Linked DNA regions of Homo sapiens: all the other regions are linked to region 2. Evidence: chromatin contacts called from ENCODE Hi-C data. All regions are on one chromosome and are shown on one strand. Each heading gives the region's core, a stretch centred on a gene start or an enhancer-like site at or near the end of the contact. The rest is flanking DNA. Distances are from core to core; before and after follow the strand shown.

Evidence for each region. Hi-C counts contacts between places; a loop is a spot of excess contacts on that map. Pooled maps may share reads with other maps.
Region 1: a map with no recorded cell type shows a loop between it and region 2 (4-fold over the local background). The contact joins the enhancer-like site here to the promoter of IL15 in region 2. A Hi-C loop is called at or near these places in 4 of 37 single-sample maps with no recorded cell type and 5 of 50 pooled maps.
Region 3: a pooled map shows a loop between it and region 2 (16-fold over the local background). The contact joins the promoter of SCOC-AS1 here to the promoter of IL15 in region 2. A Hi-C loop is called at or near these places in 3 of 37 single-sample maps with no recorded cell type and 9 of 50 pooled maps.
Region 4: a map with no recorded cell type shows a loop between it and region 2 (7-fold over the local background). The contact joins the promoter of ELMOD2 here to the promoter of IL15 in region 2. A Hi-C loop is called at or near these places in 2 of 37 single-sample maps with no recorded cell type and 10 of 50 pooled maps.

The regions. Positions count from the first base shown.
Region 1 is chr4:143,357,808-143,360,507 of GRCh38, reverse strand. The region is part of intron 1 of GAB1 (GRB2 associated binding protein 1); the gene reads right to left. Among named protein-coding and RNA genes, the nearest start is that of MIR3139, 16 kb to the right of the region's middle. Within about 2 kb of position 1,372, at least 24 of the 41 ENCODE cell types and tissues checked have a DNase peak (open chromatin) inside an H3K27ac peak, as active enhancers do.
Region 2 is chr4:141,635,280-141,637,979 of GRCh38, reverse strand. IL15 (interleukin 15) reads right to left here and starts at 1,397. Exons shown (of 8, transcript NM_000585.5): 1 at 1,232-1,397. RefSeq lists an enhancer at 1,395-1,484.
Region 3 is chr4:140,372,127-140,374,826 of GRCh38, reverse strand. It overlaps SCOC-AS1 (SCOC antisense RNA 1), which reads left to right and starts at 1,435. Exons shown (of 5, transcript NR_033939.1): 1 at 1,435-1,564. SCOC (short coiled-coil protein) reads right to left here and starts at 1,181. Exons shown (of 4, transcript NM_001153484.2): 1 at 1,110-1,181. RefSeq lists a silencer at 892-1,091 and enhancers at 1,252-1,301, 997-1,498.
Region 4 is chr4:140,522,835-140,525,534 of GRCh38, reverse strand. ELMOD2 (ELMO domain containing 2) reads right to left here and starts at 1,367. Exons shown (of 9, transcript NM_153702.4): 1 at 1,255-1,367; 2 at 1-115. The coding sequence starts at 106. RefSeq lists silencers at 1,006-1,125, 1,316-1,665.

The DNA of each region.
Region 1 (2,700 bases), core at 123-2,622, 1.7 Mb before region 2:
ACCTAATTTTATTTTCCATTTTGTCCTTTAAAGATCTCAATCTTCTGATTATAAAATCTAACAGTTAACCACTGAAAAGGCAACAATTCCATGAATGCAGGTTTTTTAACCTTTAGTTCAAAAAACAAAACTTAGAATGGAAACAAAGTATTTTTTATCTCAAATAATAAAAGCAAATTTAAAATAGAAAAATAACGTAAGAAACAAAATCAGAATCAGGAGAATGTAAACTGAAAAATTTCCCAGTTCTTGAATTCCGGTTTTTTAAAATTGATGTGATATATATGGGATTATTCTCCCCCTCATTATTTCAGAGTAGGACACAGAGTGGTGAATCTACTTATACAAAAGAAACATCTGTCTTCAATCCAGGATTCATATAAAGTTAGATCATTTGCACAAGGCCATATAGTTTTATGCAACATACAATAAACAGCCATTTCCTCTTCTACTCTCTAAAATCATTATAAACCAAAGACACTAAAAAATCAAGCAGGCTGCAACTTGCCCAACCTACAGAAATGAGAATCTCTTTTTGGGTATTTTGAACTAACAGTGACTCATGGAAAAAGGCAGGTTGCTGTCAAATTGAGATCTTCAAAGTTAGGGTTCCCCAGCGTTCCTTTGAACCAAGGAACCCTGAAATTGGAGCAAATGCACAGTATAACACAATAGGGAGAAACCATCACCATCACTTTAGGGGTTAACAAACACCCTTTGCCACTGGCAACCCCTGAAAATCTCAGAGAGACCCAGTAGGGAAGGAAGAGGTACTCTAGGAAAGACTTTGACATCCACCATTAGATTCCAATCTTTGGCTGGCCTGATTATAAATGAATATGAAAAGGACATACTCAACAATGACCAGGGCACACAGCCTTACAGAGAGCTTAGAGCACTCACACAGGGGATAAGGCACAACTTTTCATAATGTTAAACACTGAAGAGCAGTGATGTTTTGGGAAACCCAATAATCCTACAACTGGACACAGTATCATGCAGCCACTAGAAATGGTCATCACAAAGCACATGGAAATGTTCTCTCATTATACACCGAGGGAGGAGGAGAACAGGACTTGTCTAGCCTTTACTGTTTTCATATTGGGTAAAGACAGATAAAAATGCTTCCGTGGGTTTTTTGTTGATTTGTTCTGCCTGTGTACAAAACTCATTAATGGAAATAGTTAATAATCTACTTTCAGTATCAAACATTTTCAGTATCAGATCCAGCATGCTACATCTCATCTGGATGAGGGGGTCATCATCTGACCAGAATTTACTATAGTTTCACATTTATTTCCTGTTACTCAGAGAAAACGGAAATGGCCCCAAAGGAGGCCAACCCTGGGGCACCTGACAGCTGGGGTTCTTTACGACATCACTCCTTAAGTACTGTTTAACTTCTCATACCATTTAAAATGTTATCACACATTTACTTAGCTCTGCAGTTTATAACCAACCTACCAAACGGGACAAGCCAGTCTGGATTATACAATATGTAAATAAGCCAGGGAGCTAAGGAGCAAGCTGACAGCAGGACAAGTTGGAACCGGGATAGAAGTTAAACCTTACTACACCTGAAGGCAGCCTCTTCATTCACTTTCTCTTCATAGTGCTTTATAACTAAAACATGGAGAATACAAACACCAATTCAAAAAATTCTACGTATCCCCACAAATACCAATTAGTAAGTCACCAAAATTAATTAAAGGAAACATACAAGTCAATATTTAAATTTCATTTAGCTTTTTTAATCTGATGAACCTACTGAATACTCATATTTGGGCCTGAAAATATTAATGCATTCTAAAGAGATTATCAGTAATGTGTATCTTCTTCTCACACACACATGCTGTCAGCTTAAATGTGGGCACAGTGGCAGAACTGAAGTTTCACTAACGTTGTTTTAGGACTTGAATAAATTGTTTTAGTTTCATGTGTGTACTTGTTTGAAAAACAGATTTTATATTCACCACCTTCAGAGATGTTGAACGCATATCACGAAACTGGTAACACTGCATGAGTATTCCTATTGTGTCAAATACAACAAATTGACATGAGAGAAGCTCTACAAATGAAATATTTAACATTTTATAATAAAAAAGAAAAATACCGAAACAACATTCAAAGGTATTCATCAACTCACATTGCTTCATGAAGATTACAATCGCCTATAAATTTGTCTTTTAAACAGGCTGTTACAATTCAACTGGAAAAAAAGCTATGAAACTTAAAATTGTGTCTATACAATTAATTATGAGTAGATGGTGATCATGTAAGAATCACTGACAAAATTACATGTAAATCATTTAAGAGCAACAAAAGACAGGTGAAATTTAATAACTTCAATCTAAAAACTTTAAGGCATACACACACGTACACACAACGTATAAAATATATAATCATTAAAATGTCTGTTGAAAATTTAGGGCTTGGTTTAACGTACCGGAGTTCTTTCCTAGGTTCTTAGTTTTTAAAAGTGGTTTTTTAAAATAGCAATTTATATAACAGACACATTTCTCAGCATAGTTGCATCCTCTTTCCCTTCCACTAAAGGAGAGATTTACAAAACATGTATAAAAAAATAGGAATGCTCAAATTTATTCTTCCCTCTTTCTGATAATTCATATATATATATATATGATTTAAAACTAAGTCTTAAGAACCATCTTTGAAGAGATAAAGGAAAGGAAAAAGCCC
Region 2 (2,700 bases), core at 148-2,647:
GTGTATTGTATCTTGATGCTTTCAGTAGAATGGTTCACCTTATAACCTCTACATGGCAGGATGCATAATCACCAGTTTATTCTGTAATACCTGAGCAAAAATTCAGCCTAGCTAATATGGCCTCTTTCACCACACTGACAAGATAAGGATGACGTCCACTTAGTTGGCCACCACCAGTATCATAATATTAGATAGTAGTTTAAAAATATATAATGGAAACTAGCTGGTGACCACCACTTTACTTCCAGTTTTGAAATTGCTGACTCATCCTATTTAAGAATCTGTTGTAAGCATCATTTAAGAATTAGTTTGGTTTAGACATACTTTGAAGTCAACATAGTTTTTAATGCATGGAATTACATAAAGTCAAATGAACTATATACCCTTGCTACATGCGGTCTTAATAACACTTGAAAAAATTGGCTGGATTTTCATTTAAAAGCCACCTTGAATAATGATTTTATTTCAGTGAAATTCGCTCGTATTTTTTCCAAGTTCCTTCGACATTCTAGATACACTATCGCTTCTCTAAGAGATAACTGGCTGGCGCAGAGTTGGAACCAATACAGACCCAGGCCTGACTGCCAAGCACTGACCATTCCTGCAAATTTCTCTCCCAGAAGACGTGTGCAAGCAAAGAAGAGGGCGATAATTTGATTTTGCAAAGGTAGGGATAGACGCGCACGCACAGACATCTGCACCGGCCCACAATGAGTTTGGGACGGGAGCAGTTAGGAAGTGGGGAGCTGCGGTACCTTTTCTTGGCCTTCCTGAGCTTGACTGGGTGCAGAACTCAGCCCTCAGGGCTGCGGGACAGCGTCTTCTCAGAAACCCGCAGCTTGGCTGGGGCCGCCAGACGCGCGTCCCTCACCCTCCCAGCGGAGCGCGGGGTGCCCGGCCCGCCTTGCGCTAGCCAGCAGCCTGGAACGCCGTAAGAGCGCAGCGCAGTAGGGAGTCGCACGCCAGGGGCAAAGGGACCTGCGATCTGCGCTCCTCCGGAAGCGGGAGGATGGCTAGGAGAGCCTCAGAAGTGTCATTAAAGGAAAAACCAAAAATTGAAGTTGCGGCTAAGTTTTCCCCATGAGAAGGCGGGGCAGCTCGGCCAGTAGGATAGACCGGAGGGTAACGCTGGAGCTGGGAGGGGCCCTGGGCGTAGGCTTTCGGGGAAAATTCCATCGCCCTTTCAACCACCACCACTCCCCTCCCAAGGCAAAGAAGCCGAGCTCTGTACCTCCATCGAGTCCTGGCTGCAGGGTGGGGGGCGACAGCCACCGCAGCCGGGAGGGTGCGGCCACCCAGTTCCCTCCCGGGGGGCGCCGGACTTCGAAGGCAGTGAGCGAGTCAGCTGGGATTCCCCCGGGCGCCTGCCACCCGGAGTCCCAACCCCTGGCGAAAAGAAAAGTGAAAGAGAAAGAGCCGGGAGCATAGGCGAAGACAAACACCTCCCGCGGAGACTGGGGGTGGGGCGGGTGGCGGCGGCTCCTGGATGACTGACTGCCCCAGGTGTCACTGCTTCCCGGCCTGTTTCCGTCCCTGCCGGGGCCTGGGGCGCAGAACTTGCAGGGCAAGCGCAAGGACATCGAGGAGCCCCAGCCCCGCCCTGCAGGAACACCAGCCACCGGTCTCCTCCTCTACCTGCCGGGACACCTGCAGAGAAGGCACAAGGATAGCCGCATCCCAAGCGACGGGCACCATGTGGGAAGCTTCCGCAGCTGAACCTGGAGACCCGGGCTGGGCTGGCGCGCATCCAAGTCTTCCTGAGGAAAGGGAAAAGGATGTCGGATCTGGATGCTGGGCGGCTACTCTAGACCGGCCTCTTGGTCCCCGCACAGGCTGCAAGAAGGAAACTTTGAAGTCCAACTAGGGGAAATGTTGGAAGAAGACACCCGGGTGGCAGCTTTGTGCAAGACAGTTGGTACAGGGAGTGAACTTAGAGCAATGAGCCTCTCTGCGGATCACTTTTCCAGCCTATTGTGTAGTCCAGTGTAAAATATCACACATGGTCCCATTTGATGGAAGCGTGAGATGTTGTTCTTGTAGTATTTTTACATTGGAGGAAGGAACTGAGTTGAGGCTGAGTGATTTGCATGCCATAAAGGCAGTAGCAAAGATCTCACGCTTAGTTTTGAAAGTACTTTGCAGAATCTTGCACTCTTGTGAATCACTGAAAATCCCTCTTGTACGGTGCTTTCCAAATTTTCAGAGTCATGGTTCAGAGAAAATGATGTCTTCCTGGAGCGCAGTTTAATTTAGTTTAAAATTTAATTATGTTTTTAATTACATAAATATGATAAATATCAAATAGAAAAATAATAGAAATTATTCACTTTCCATGTACATAAAGTTCCGTATAATATAATTTCATATTTTTATGAAAAATTTGAGTTTATTTTCATTAACTCAATTTTTTGATATCAGTTTTATATTTGAAATAATTACTGATGGACTTTTTGATGAGAATTACATCAAACTCTAGATAGTCTCCATTAACAAAATAAGTGAGGTATAAAAATGCAAAAACAGTTTTTACAACCATTCAAAATTTCACCATAGTTGGAAATTATATTTAAGAATATGAAGCCATCATCCATTTCTGTTCATGACGATGTCATGTTGAATTTTCTTGTGATGGTGTCAATGGATTTCAAGACCAGTCAGAATTTTTCATAGCAATACATTGAAGCTCTGATTTGCAGAATG
Region 3 (2,700 bases), core at 186-2,685, 1.3 Mb after region 2:
TCAGAGGTTTCACAGCCAATGTCTCTACCAAGAATTTGAACCCAGGTCTAACTTCACAGTCCATGCTTTTTCCATTATGCAATGGAAAAAACTTTAATATGGCCCTAATCTTAAGTTTGCCAAACATTTTGCTACCACTGATGTCAAACTCCTCTGGAATCTTTACTAAGCAACTGAAAATAAACTCCATTCCCTTCAAGCTACGGAACTTCAATATAATGTCTGTTCAGATCTGTTCAAGTTCTGCTTTGACTTGTCCTGGTTAAATAAATCCAGTTTCAAATTCCACAAGATCAAGGAACTGTTTGGCCAAATGAGGATTTAAATGGAAGCTATACTCTCAGAGAATGGCTAGCTACACTGATTTTAATCAGGAATAGAGGTACCAGAATACATGGGCACAGCTTTGGGTCCTCGGGCATAGAAAACGTGTTGGCAACCTGGAATGGCATCTGTCCTTATTGTTGCGTAATAGTGTGAGGTTGACACACTGTATAACAGAAGCCCTGCCTTTCAGGAATGTATCCTCTTTCTCCTTTCCAAACCTTTCTTCCCAAAACTTGTTCAGCAGGACTCTGGGGGAGAAGACGATCAGGAAACAAACCCAGGTGCCGCTTTCGCCGCCTGGAAAAATGGTCCAATCCTTATTTTACGGCTCTCTAGGCTCCCTCCCCACCTCAGCCTCCCCTCCCATCTCTCAGGCTCTCGCAGAGCAGCCACGGGAAGGTCCAGGCGTGCCAGGTCCCATTCCACCCAAACGCCCCTCCCGCAGTCCAATTCCAGAGCCGAGAGCTGCAAAGCGGCTCCCGACCCAGGAGCTGCGGGGAGAAAGCTACACGATGTCTGCGTCAGGGACCGCGAGAGGTCCCTCTCCCAAAGAACGCCTGGGCCTGACAACGAAAACAGGAGAAAAAGAGGTCGCGCAAGGGTTCTGCCGGGAGCCAGGCCTCCGCCGCCCACCAAATGCCCAGGCCCGAGACCGCTCCTCCCGGGCCCCCGGTGCGCAGGGCCGCGTCCAGCCCGCCCCGCCCTCCAGGCCCTCGGAGGTACTGAGGATGCAGCTCTAGTCGCCTGGGGCCAGGCCCTCCGCTGCCCGGGACGGCCCTCACCTTCCGCTTGAGGCGCCGGGAGAAGGAGGGATCCGGCCGACACCTCAGGCCGGGACACTTGGACCAACTGACCCCGGCAGCTCCGCCCACTCCGCCCACAGAACGTGCGCCGTGAGAAGAATCCCATCCCGTCCCAGCCGCTCGCCCGCCAATCCTGACTCGAGAATACACGCCTGCGCATTAGCTGCCCGCCTCACCCCAGTCGTCCAATCTCAAAGCACCGGGATCCACCTTTGCCATAACAAAAGGACACTGACATCCAATCAGGATTGAGGTCGCTGTGGGCGGGACCTGGAACAGCGACAGCCAATGACAGTAAAGAAGCGAAGCTAAGCGGCGCTGGTGAAGCGGCTCATCAGGTCTATCAGGAAACCTGAGAATTGGAGTGAGAATCCCAGTGTGGAAAATCAGGAAAGAGGCTGGTATGAGCGACAGAGAAGTCATTCAGGAAAGAGGTTGGTATGAGCGACAGAGAAGTCATTCAAGTTCGAGAAAAGAGCGTTTGCGAACCAAGCAGAGAAAGTCAACGCGACACCGTCGTTCCTTAATTCTAAAAGCAGACTTTTTCATATTTTTCTTATTTCCGAAATCGGAAAGCTTATAGTTGAGCTAGTGGAATGTTCCTCTCCTCACGCCCCTCCTCCGAAACTATTATTAAATCTGTAGTGCGTGGCCATTTAATATTTTAGAATTGAGAAAATACCCTAGTGGTACTGAGGCATAGCACTTGTGCTTACCTTACCCCTGTGGAGCCTCACAGCAACCCACAGAAAGGAACTGAAGCCTGAGCGTGAACACATTTCTTGCTCAAGGTCACATATACGGTATCAAGAGTGGAGTGTTCTTCGTGACACCGTTCATCGTAATCTAGTACTTGACACAAAGCGGCATCCTGCTTTAATATTCGTTGAGTACAAGGTAGACATCCACAGCAATACATTATTATTTTGGCTTTGGCACAGCCTCCTAAGCTGTAGAGACAAGCCTTATGTCTCCCTGTTTCTTGACTTTTTACTTCTGGCACAGTTTGCTGACACATCGCCTTAATCATTTTAAGAGCTATATAAAAATATCTTCTATTCAGTGTTTTGAGAACTATGCATTTGGCTGCGACTGCAATATTCAGTTTGAGGAAATTTACTAGAATGCAATGTAGGAGCTAAATAAATGAAAAAAAATCCAACATAAATCTAATAGGAGTGCCAAAAAAGAGAGACTAGAGAGAATGGATGCAGGCAGTATTCAAAGAGTAATAACTAAGAATTTTCCAAGATTGTGGAATATTTGAATTTTCAGATTCAAGAAGTACTTATTCTTGAGCAGGATTAATATAAGAATTCTATGCAACGGTGAAATTGCAGGACACCAAAGATCAAGAGAAACTATTAAAAGCAACCTTTTGTTTTTGCTAGAACAGTATTTTTAAATATTTTTAATTGTAGTGAAATATACATAGAATAAAATTTACCATCTTAACCATTTTTAACTTCAGTAGTATAAGATACATTCCACATTGTTCTCCAACCAATCTCCAGAACCAATCTCTCTTTTCATCTTGCCAAACTAAAACTGTATACCTATTAAAGAGCAA
Region 4 (2,700 bases), core at 118-2,617, 1.1 Mb after region 2:
CAAATATTCGCTGCAATTCACACTTCCCAGTCATCTGTCGTAATAGCCATTTCATCCAAAATCGAAAAAAGTGCCCATAGAAGAACTCCCACAAAGAAATAAACATTTTTTTTTCCTGGAGGAGGGAAACATACAAGACAAGCTTAATGACCTTAAACTGAATTTTAAAATTTAAAAAGTTTATACAACTGATCAAATCTCAAATTATGTATCTATCATTTCATTGTGTCTGTTTTGACAGTTTAATTAGGCATTTAAAAACAATGGCAGGTGTAATATATACCGCTATTAATTGATGATCAAATGGCCAATTAATCACTTTTTCAAAACTAAAATTCAAACAATGTACTCAAACTATTCAATGGCTTGAAAGAGTAACAGAATGGTTTGCACTTTTTGCTAAATAATTGTATTTCATATCTTAGTTTCCTAACTTCCCATTCTTTGAGAACTGGGGCTCAACAGTTCAAGATCAAGAGGACTCCAACTAATCAACAATTAAAATATATACCAAAACATCAGAGTTGTTTTTATAGAATACACTCTTCTTATCCCATGTGGATAATTCGTTACAACTGTCCCAGTCAGGTGATGCCAGCAAATAAAAACACTACAAACTTAAGTATACAAGTTGAACACTGAGTATATAACACCTTAGCTCATTCTTGATTTTCCATTCAATAGGTCAAGGGCAGAAATACTAACAAGTTTTTGTTTTGCTAAGTACACACTCGATACAACTATATCTTATGCCATAAGAAAATTCTTCAGCTTCTAAATGAAAAAGTCAGGGAGATACTAGTGAGAGGGAGATACTTAAAAACAAAATTGCTCGTCTCCTTCCTGCCTTAAACATTCCCACAGACACGTCACCTCTGGACTAGGGCCTGAGGAGGGACTGTCGAAGTTCGAAGTACCCGCAGGTCAGTGCAGAAAGAGCGCATAGCACAGCTGGGTTGATCATTATCTTGAAAATCAAGCCATCTAGTCCGCGCTCATTAGGACAAAAGCGCAGAACTGCCGAGCAGAGGGGATGCACGCGTAGCGGCGCCTGAGCACCCCAGGGCTCTGGGCGTCTCTGCGCCGACCCCCCTCGCGCGCCGCCCGCGAATGGGAGGGCAGGGCTCGCACAAAGACCCGCCGGCCCAGGCGCCCCCGGGTTCCCGCAGAACCCCGCGGGGCTCGCGAGCCCGCGCGCTCTCAGTGCAGCCGCACCGAGGCATCCGGGGCAAGAGGAAAAGAAACAGCAGCCACCTCACAGGAGCGGAAGAACTAGGGGGAGCAGGAGCTGCCTCGGTTTCCCCACTGCAAACAGCCGGCAACGGAAACGACGGAACACTCCCTTCAAGCACCGCGACCCGGAAGTCAGGGAGCGAGGCCGCGGACCCGCCTTCCCAGGGCCACTGCCCGCCCCGCCCCTCCGGCCTCTTCCGATTGGCCCGCGCTCCACCTATTGCTAACGCTGGAGAGAGGTCGAGCTGAGTGGCCCAGGCGCGAGGGCTCAGATACTAGGGACGCCCAGACGGTTTCCCTGGCAACGGCGGCCAGGAGCCCCGCCCCGCGCCGGAGTAGCGCCTCCTAGCGCTGCGCTGGAGACTTTTCCCTCCTTGAACCTCAGGTCCTTAGCGCGGGTTGACACCTTGTACTATTCCTAGGCTCCAAGCGCGGAAGAAACCCTGTGCTTACGGTAACTTATAGTGCCTTAGTTACAAAAGCGCTTTCATCTGCATTGAATCTTAATTCTGTGAAGTAATTATGAATAACTCCACTTTATGCACGAGAAAAGGGAACCGGCTACTTGACTGTGGCCAATACGTGGCAGATGAGGAAAGTCCATGTGTTGAGAAACGAAGTTTGGACTTTATCCTATAATACTATAGGTCTAAAAGTTAATTTATCAAATGTTTATTCCCTAACTGGTTGTTTTTGTTGAAAAAGTAATTTCGTGATTACTTTTTAAAAACCTCAAGCAGTAAGTTTCTTAATTCAACAAGTATTTGTTGATTGTTAGCACAGGCAGTGTTCCAAAAGGCAGTCAAACACGAAACAAACAGCCAAATATTTAATATGTCAGATGCTACTAAATGTTAAGGGTATAGGGGTTGTTAGCTAAGGGGTAATGGGGAGTCTGTGGGGGAAGTCATTGCATACAGTGTGGTCAAGGAAGTCTCATTATTAACGTGGCATTTTGGCCTCATTGAACGAAGTAAGGGAGTTTACTGTGGGAGTATCTGGAGGGAGAGTGATCCAGGCACCAGAATGACAAGTGCAAAGACCTTGAATTGGGAGGGTTTTTGAAATGTTGGAGGAAGAGCAAGAAGGCCGGGGTGGCTGGAGGAGAAAGAGCAAGGGGGAGAGTAGAATATAAATACAAAGGACAACTGATACTGAAAACAAATTTCCCCATCCACCCAAAACTCCTGATACCTCCGTCACCTTGCTCAGAAGCAACCAGTATTACTTTCTTGTTTCTAATTCCAAAAATATTATATGCAAGTGTATATATGTATATTCCTTCCAACTCCTTGAATTGAAGCAAGTGATACATACTTTCCCACATCTCAACCAGCGTTTAAAAAATGGACTAATTGTAGAACACTAGCCATGTGCAGGGTGCATAAGCCGTCATCCCTGTCCCATACCAACAATGAACTTGGTAATGAAGTCTGGATAGACACTACAATAGTAAAATCACAGAAT